2 separate regions of the Homo sapiens genome follow, and region 2 is linked to region 1. Evidence: read pairs that join two places in POLR2A ChIA-PET (ENCODE). Cell type or tissue: GM12878. All regions are shown on one strand. Each heading gives the region's core, and the rest is flanking DNA. Links, peaks and the distances in the headings are about the cores only.

Region 1 (4,070 bases), core at 905-3,404:
GTGCTAGGTGACTGGACCAGGAGATGATAAAAGTAGAGTGTGTCGGTGGCTCTCTCCAGCCCCCTTCACCAGACACTACTCCCAGGCACCCCCCCCCAACAAACAAAATTCACCCGTGCCCCCTGTGCCATCTCCCCTGCTTATCGCCTCTTGGGCTTTGTCGAAAGGTTGGAGACAACGGTGAGGCATCTGGTGCTCCCACGGTCCCATTGCTTTGGAGACCAGAGGCAATTGAGGTGCTTTCAGCCGGAAAAATATAATTTAAGGGCTTGGCATCTGGCTGGGAGCAGAGAGCTATGTTGCCATGGTAATGCCTCGCTTCATTTAACAGCAACATATCCCCAAGTTTGGTCACATCCACACTCAGGCACATACAGCACCCCGTCAGCAGCCCCCGTGACGTGCCCACACTCACCTCTGGCAGAAATCCCTCTGCAAGATGCAAAGCCCATTCCCTGCACCCTCCTCTCATCATAGACACCCACACTCCCCCATATCCTTTCCTACAACACCTCGGCCAATTAGGTAGATTCCAAAAACACCTCCAGACAGCACAGAACACTCCAGGGAATTTTGTTTTGTTTCGTTTTGTTTTTGAGACGGAGTTTCACTCTTGTTGCCCAGGCTGGAGTGCAATGGTGCGATCTCGGCTCACCACAACCTCCGCCTCCTGGGTTCAAGCGATTCTCCTGCCTCAGCCTCCCAAGTAGCTGGGATTACAGGCACCTGCAACCACGCCTGGCTAATTTTTTTGTATTTTTTAGTAGAAACGGAGTTTCACCATGTTGGCCAGGCTAGTCTTGAACTCCTGACCTCAGGCAATCCACCCACCTCAGCCTTCCAAAGTGCTGGGATTACAGGTGTGAGCCACCACGCCTGGCCACTCCAGGGAATTTTGAGTGCTCTGTGAGTGCAGACCCTCTTAAATAGGCCCACACCACGAAGGCTGCTGGGGTCCCTGTGCTTCTTCAGCATCCCTAATATGCAACTGTAGCTCCGTCTTCCTTTACAAATCTTTGTGTGTCATCTCCAATCCTTTAATCATGCCCAAGAGGATGGTAATGAGGGAGAGGAGCAGTGGTGGCCAGCGGTGCACAAATCTCTGTTTTCTTGAGAGCAGAGGTTAGCCTCTAGGGGTCAGGTACAAGGACCAAATCCCTGCAGTAATTATCCAGAAGCCCCCAAGTGCCTACTGATATTCTGTTTCTGCCCCTCCCTTAACCCAGGCAGTGGTAAACAGGATGGATCAGAGAAGAGAAACTTGAAAGCACAAGATCATTTATTGCAACACTGTTTATAGTAGTGAAAAAATAGAAATTGCCTAAATGTCCGTTAACAGGAACTAGCTAAATACACTGTGGCTCATCTGTATAATGATGGACTCTATGGGGTTTAAAAGAATTATGCAATCCATGTGTATCATGTGAAAATATGTCAGTATGTAAAGTGTGATCCCACCGATTTTTTTTTTTTCCTGAGATGGAGTCTTGCTGTGTTGCCCAGGCTGGAGTGCAGAGGTGCAGTCTCGGCTCACTGCAACCTCCACTCCCGGGTTCAAGCAATTCTCCTGCCTCAGCCTCCCAAGTAGCTGGGACTACAGGCACACGCCGCCACGCCCAGCTAATTTTTTGTATTTTACTAGAGACGGTTTCACCATGTTGCCCAGGCTGGTCGTGAACTCCTGAGCTCAGGCAATCCGCCTGCCTCAGCCTCCTAAGATTTTTTTAACTTTAGTATATACACATGGATATTGATAATGTGAAGAAAAAGGTCTGAGAAGGCTGGACACAGTGGCTCACACCTGTAATCCCAACACTTTGGGAGGCCCAGGTGGGAGGATCGCTTGAGCCCAGGAGTTTGAGACCAGCCTGGGCAACATAGCAAGACCCTGTCTCTACAAAATATTATAATAATAATAACAAATTAGCCAGGCATGGTGGCATACACCTGTAGTCCCAGCTACTTGGGAGGCTGAGGTGGGAGGATTGCTTGAGCCTGGGAGGTCGAGTCTGCAGTGAACTATGATCGTGCCACTGCTCTCCAGCCTGGGCAACAGAGAAAGACCCTATCCCCCCAAAAAATTAATTAAATTTAAAAAAAGAAAAAGGTCTAAGAAGAGTGGGATCAACAGAGAGGTGATGGTGACAGTTTCAGTTGTCCTTTGCTGCATGACAAACTTAGAGTCTTAGAACAATAACTTGTTATTTTTCCTGATTCTGTGGGTTGGCTTGGTAGCTCCTCGACTAGGTTCCCCTGAACTCACTGATGCAGCTGCATTCACCTAGTGCTGGCTGCCAGCTGGGCTTCCCCAGGTGCCCACATGGCCTCTCATCACCCAGGAGGCTAGAGTGGCTTCTGTGGTGTCCCAGGACAGCAGTCCAAGACCACCAAAGCAGAAGCAGCAGGAGTCCTGAAGGCCGAGGCTCTAGAACTCAACAATATCATGTCTGTCATGCTCTGCTGTTCAAGGCAAGTCAGAAGTTAGCCCGGTTTCAAGGGATGAGGAAACAGACTGAAACTCTTGGTGACATGCATGGCACAGCTACGTTGCCAAAGGGCCTATGGATTGGGATAGGGAGAATCTGTAGCCATGAAACAAACAACTGTCATGGGCACCTCTCACTTTTTACTCTATGCAATTCTGTACTTTGCGTTCAGGTTTTCCTTGTGTAAATTTGAAGAAAAAAATAAGTGGAAGAGTGAATCTAAGAGAGAAAAGCAAGAATGATGAGGATTTTGTAGACACATAATTTAGATAGAAATATCAAAGATGACCTAAAGGCTACCAGCCTTGAATACTAACTCATAGCAAGCTTTTTGTTTTTCAAATCAACTGTGAAGAAGAGAGGATTGGAATATCCAAGGGTGGAGATGCAACGACATTGACTAGTGATTCAGTGGGTGAGAAGCATGAATTTTAAAGAGCAGCAGAAGAAAGTATAGCTATTTCACTGGATTCCCATTTTACAGGAAATAAATGTAATCAGCCTTTGAAATAGCTATACATATGCAGAAGATGTATATATTATCACCAAGCTATCAAAATGGATGGCAGGTTTTTCATTTTCTGCTGGCTCACTGCCTCTTCTTGCTGGACATTAAGTAAATTCCAGAACCACATTCCCACCCATAAAACAAAAGGATCCTCCCTTAGAAAGTATTTGTTTTGTTTTGTTTTGTTTTTTTAAGTGAAGATTTCACACTCATACAACATTCTTGCAAAGTTGGTTTGTTCCATCCGCATGGATGATTTAACAAAACAATAGCCTCAAAGGCTTGGACAAGGCCGGGCGCGGTGGCTCACGCCTGTAATCCCACCACTTTGGGAGGCCAAGGCGGGCGGATCACCCGAGGTCGGCAGTTCGAGACCAGCCTGACCAACATGGAGAAACCCTGTCTCTACTAAAAATACAAAATTAGCCAGGCATGGTGGCACATGCCTATAATCCCAGCTACTGGGGAGGCTGAGGCAGGAGAATCGCTTGAACCTGGGAGGCGGAGGTTGTGGTGAGCCGAGATCGCACCATTGCACTCCAGCCTGGGCAACAAGAGTGAAACTCCATCTCAAAAAAAAAAAAAAAAAAAAAAAAGGCTTGGACAAAGACGGCCAGGAAAAAAGAAAATGAAACCTTATTCTCAAAATAGCAAGTTCGTTGGAAGCATCATGATTCTCTCTGTGTCCTGAGTCAGGGCCTTGTCTATATGCAGCACCGTGGAAAGCCTCAAGTTAACAGAGAGTTCCCAGGACACAGTAGGGACAGGCAGAAGAATAAGACGATCAGAAAAACACCAGGGATGCAGAAGTCATCTGGTCACTGACCCCACAAGGAAGAAAGATGTCATGGGCAGAGGACAGGACCACTGATGTAAGGAAAGGATATGACGGGGGAACCGTCTTCCTCATTTCTGATGTTTCCTTCCTGCAAAGGAAGCTTAATGAGTGGAACTTCCGGAACTCTCTCTGCCCCACTGCTCCCTCCTCTCCTGGTGGGTGTGGGGGAGGAGCAGTGACTGTTCCCACTGGTTTTTTGGTGGGGAGGGGAGGAAGGTTGTTTGTTTGTTTGTTTGTT
Region 2 (4,070 bases), core at 875-3,374, 120 kb after region 1:
TTCCACCCACCCTACTGAGTCTTGGTGGATGAGGCCCTAGAATATGCATTGAAAAGAAAACCTTAGGCTGGATATGGTAATCCTGACATTTTGGGATGTAATCGTAACATTTTGGGAGGCTGAAGCTGGAGGATCACTTGAGGTCAGGAGTTTGAGACCAGTCTGGGTGACATAGTGTGAGCCTCTGTCTCTACAAAAAATTCTAAAAATTAGCCAAGTGTGGTGGTACACGTCTGTAATCCTAGCTACTTGGGAGGCCAAGGCGGAGGATTGCACAAACCCAGCTATGATCACACCACTGCATTCCAGCTTGGATGAGAGAGGGAAACCCTATCTCTAGAAAATAAAAAAGAGGATTGTCTTTTTGACAATCCTCTTTTTTTCCTTTTAACTTTTTTACCTCAGTACCAAAGCAGCTCTACTGATTGATGGTAATTGAAAAAGGAAAAGAAACTGGAAGTCAAGATACAAATGAGGGAGATGTTTGGCTTGTAAGACAGGCATTTGCTGGCAGAGCTAAGTTGCCATTTTTGGTTGTTTCTGGAACTCTAAATGCCTGGGATGCTGACACTCCCTTCTGAACAGCTGATGATTCTGGCTGATTGAATCAGTGGCATAGGTGGAGAAGTTAGAAACCAGTTAGGTGCAGCAGGAAAACAGAACTAAGCATTCAGAGATCTGTGGTCATGGTTCCTAAGGCTAGTTGGAATTAATTATTTTTGTTTTACTTTTTTTGGGGGGGGCTGCTTGTATTTTTATAACCTATTAATCCTCAAATTACTTAGTACATAACCTACAAATGGCCTTGCCCACTATAAAGTTGTTAAAATGTTTAGTATTAACCGTTTTGTAAAACTCTGATTGTCTTATTGTATTGCCTTCTACCTCTAAAACTGTTAACTTAAATCCAAGCCAAGCCTTTACCAGAGATTACCTTTATTTGCTAGCTGTCTTCATCTGTGGGTAGATACATTACTACAGTGTTTACGTTCCTTATCTCTTTGTCTCAGAGTAGCCTGTGATATGTTCCAGCCCCAACAGAGGACAGTAGAATGGTCCATTAAGACTTTCTGAGGCCAAGGTGGGCGGATCACTCGAGATCAAGAGTTGGAGACCAGCCTGGCCAACATAGTAGTGAAACCGTGTCTCTACTAAAAATACAAAAATTAGCCGGGTGTGGTGGTGCACGCCTGTAGTCCCAGCTACTCAGGCGGCTGAGGCAGGAAAATCACTGGAACCCGGGAGGTGGAGGTTGCAGTGAGCTGAGATCGTGCCACTGCACTCCAGCTCAGGCAACAGAGTGAGACTTGGTCTCAAAAACAAACAAACAAAAGACTTTCTGTCCTGCCTGTGGGTTGGCACCCGTTAAAACTCAGTTCCTTGATTTTTCACAGGCACTTGGCCTCTTTTCTGCCTTTTGTGGAGGGCCCTCTGTTTCTGGCTGTGCATTAGCAACCATTCTTTTAAACTTCTGATTATATTGAATCAGCAACTTTAAGCTTGCCCCTGCTGCTTGTCATACATCCTGTGGCAGTCCTCAGGAAATCCTAGTTTTTGGCATTGAAATGAATTAAAGGATTAAGCCACAAGAGGGTGGGGGTGATAAACTGTGCTTTTAAGAGGAATTTACTGTGCAGTACTTGGTGTTAGCAAAAGCAGTTCTAGTTCTTACAGGGAGATAGGAAACCAAGGGGCTGCTTTAGAACAGCATCCCTAGGATATGAAGACGCAGATCTGTCTGCTTTGATGTTCTTTAGCTTGACAGTGGCCCCGGCTGAGCACTTTGATATTTGTCGCCAGTCTAGCAAAATAGGGGTTGTGTCTTGGAGATGGTAAACCTAGTTCCCGTTGCTTTGCTTCAGTGTTAGAAAATTACTGAACTCTTGCTTCCTGGAAGTCCCTTATAAATCTCCCTTTTACAAGACTGTTCTCTGGGGCACGAAAATGCCTTTGCTTATAAAGAGCCTGTTGAAGGTCCATTTATTTTCCTTTTCTTAACAGAAAGATTTTCCAGTGCCATTTAGTTAGGACTTACGGGAAACATGTTGTTAAAATCAATCTGTCCTGTTAGCTAATATTTCTTTTATTTTCATTTTGAGCTTTTAGATAAGATTCTTTATCTTTCTGTGAGATAATGTGAAAAAAAACACAAAAGAAATAAATTCAAATACCAGTATACTCTGGTTTTTAAAAATATCTTCACTGACTTTTTTTTTCTTTACATGCTCTACTCTCCCTCTCACCCTACTTCCTTCTTCACTTTTCACTTGGTACTTTCAGATATTCTTTGTGGGTTTTTCTTGGTTTTTTTTTTTTTTTCCGGACACAGAGTCTGTCTCACTCTGTTGCCCAGGCTGGAGTGCAGTGGCACAATCTTGGCTCACTGCAACCTCCGCTTCCCAGGTTCAAACCATTCTCATGCCTCAGCCTCCTGAGTAGCTGGGACTACAGGCGCGTGCCACTATGCCTGGCTACTCTTTGTATTTTTAGTAGAGACGGGGTTTCTCCATGTTGGCCAGGCTGGTGTGGAACTCCTGACCTCAGGTGATCCACCCGCCTTGGCCTCCCAAAGCACTGGGATTACAGTCTTGAGCCACTGCACCTGGCCTAGATATTCTTAGATATATTCATGATGCATCCCATCTAGATGCTTGTGATGAGTATATAATTTACTGATCTGGAAAGTGTGACAAGAGTTTAAAGTGTTATCTGCTGCCTTCTCCCCCCACTTTAGAGCTGTTCAAAGAAAGTGACCATTGATCATTTTAAAAGATGAGCAAAGGAAAGACTGCTTCTTTTTTAAAAAAGAAAATTTGATGACCTACTGTTAGAACACATTTCCACATGGACCCCCCGCTTCTAAATGGGTGTATATCCAGATCATCCAGTCTGTGTGCACAGAGTCCTTGCATTTCTAAGTTCAAAATAGTAATTTAAATGAAAGTAGGCCATCATAAGGCATTGCTAGGAAGAGGTTACTCTTGATAGATGAATGTGCTGCTTTTGGTAAGAATTAGTTTGTTATTTATATTTAAATTTTGTAGGCCGGGCCTGGTGGCTTAAACCTGTAATCCTACCATTTTGGGAGGCCAAGACGGGTGGATCACTTGAGCCCAGGAGTTCAAGACCAGCTTGGGCAACATGGTGAAACCCTGTCTCTACAAAAAAATAAAATAAAATACAAAAATTACCCAGGCATGGTGGCTTATGCCTATAGTCCCAGCTACTTGAGGTGCTGAGACAGGAGGATCACTTGAGCCTGGCAGGCGGAGATTGCAGTGAGCTGAGATCACACCACTCCAGCCTGGGTGACAGAGTGAGTCCCTGACTCAAAATAAATAAATAAATAAATAAATAAATAAATAAAATGTTTTGCAAGCATACCTTCTGAGTACAGTTACACTTTGCCTTATTCTTAGATTTTACATGTTACACATATTTTTGGTTCTGTGAACAGATTATATATGGCATATTTGTAGTTCTAAACTACTTCTGCAACTAAACATGCATTATATCACTCATTTCCCCTCAGTGGAACTGGTATATATGGACTTATGCCATAATTAAATGTTAGCAATGAGAGAGATCTACCTTTAAAATAATAAAATGTGCTGGGTGCGGTGGCTCACGCCTGTAATCCCAGCACTTTGGGAGTCTAAGGTGGGTGATCGCTTGAGGTCAGGAGTTCGAGACCAGCCTGGACAACATAGCGAAACCCCATCTCTACTAAAAATACAAAAATTAGCCAGGTGTGGTGGCGGCCGTCTGTAGTCCCAGCTACTCGGGAGGCTGAGGCAAGAGAATCACTTGAACCCAGGAAGCAGAGGTTGCAGTAAGCCAAGATCACACCACTGCACTCCAGCCTGGGCAACTGAGCAAGACTCCGTCTCAAAAAATTTAAAAAATTAAAAAATAAAAGTAAAAATAAATAAAATGCATTTCAAAATCAAATGGAGACCATTTCTTGATGATCTGGGCTGCTGTGCCTTCCTCTTCCTGCATATGCACAGCTAATTGAGAATGTGGTGTTAAATTTATTAGCAGATAAGAACTCTGTCCATTACATTTTT

The links. Peaks named below come from ENCODE experiments on the same cell type or tissue, not always from the same donor. Only the 100,000 strongest peaks of a DNase experiment are listed, where the experiment ranks them.
Region 2: POLR2A ChIA-PET joins it to region 1 with 6 read pairs; 2 of 35 experiments call an interaction of 5 or more read pairs at or near these places.

The regions. Positions count from the first base shown.
Region 1 is chr14:77,657,263-77,661,332 of GRCh38, reverse strand. No RefSeq gene overlaps it. Among named protein-coding and RNA genes, the nearest start is that of SPTLC2, 43 kb to the right of the region's middle. In GM12878, for the core only: no CTCF peak of the experiment used is centred there; no DNase peak of the experiment used is centred there.
Region 2 is chr14:77,540,313-77,544,382 of GRCh38, reverse strand. The region is part of intron 9 of SPTLC2 (serine palmitoyltransferase long chain base subunit 2); the gene reads left to right. Among named protein-coding and RNA genes, the nearest start is that of ISM2, 44 kb to the right of the region's middle. RefSeq lists an enhancer at 1,328-1,829. In GM12878, for the core only: no CTCF peak of the experiment used is centred there; a DNase peak (open chromatin) is centred at 2,379; H3K4me3 peaks cover 516 bases; H3K27ac peaks cover 1,697 bases.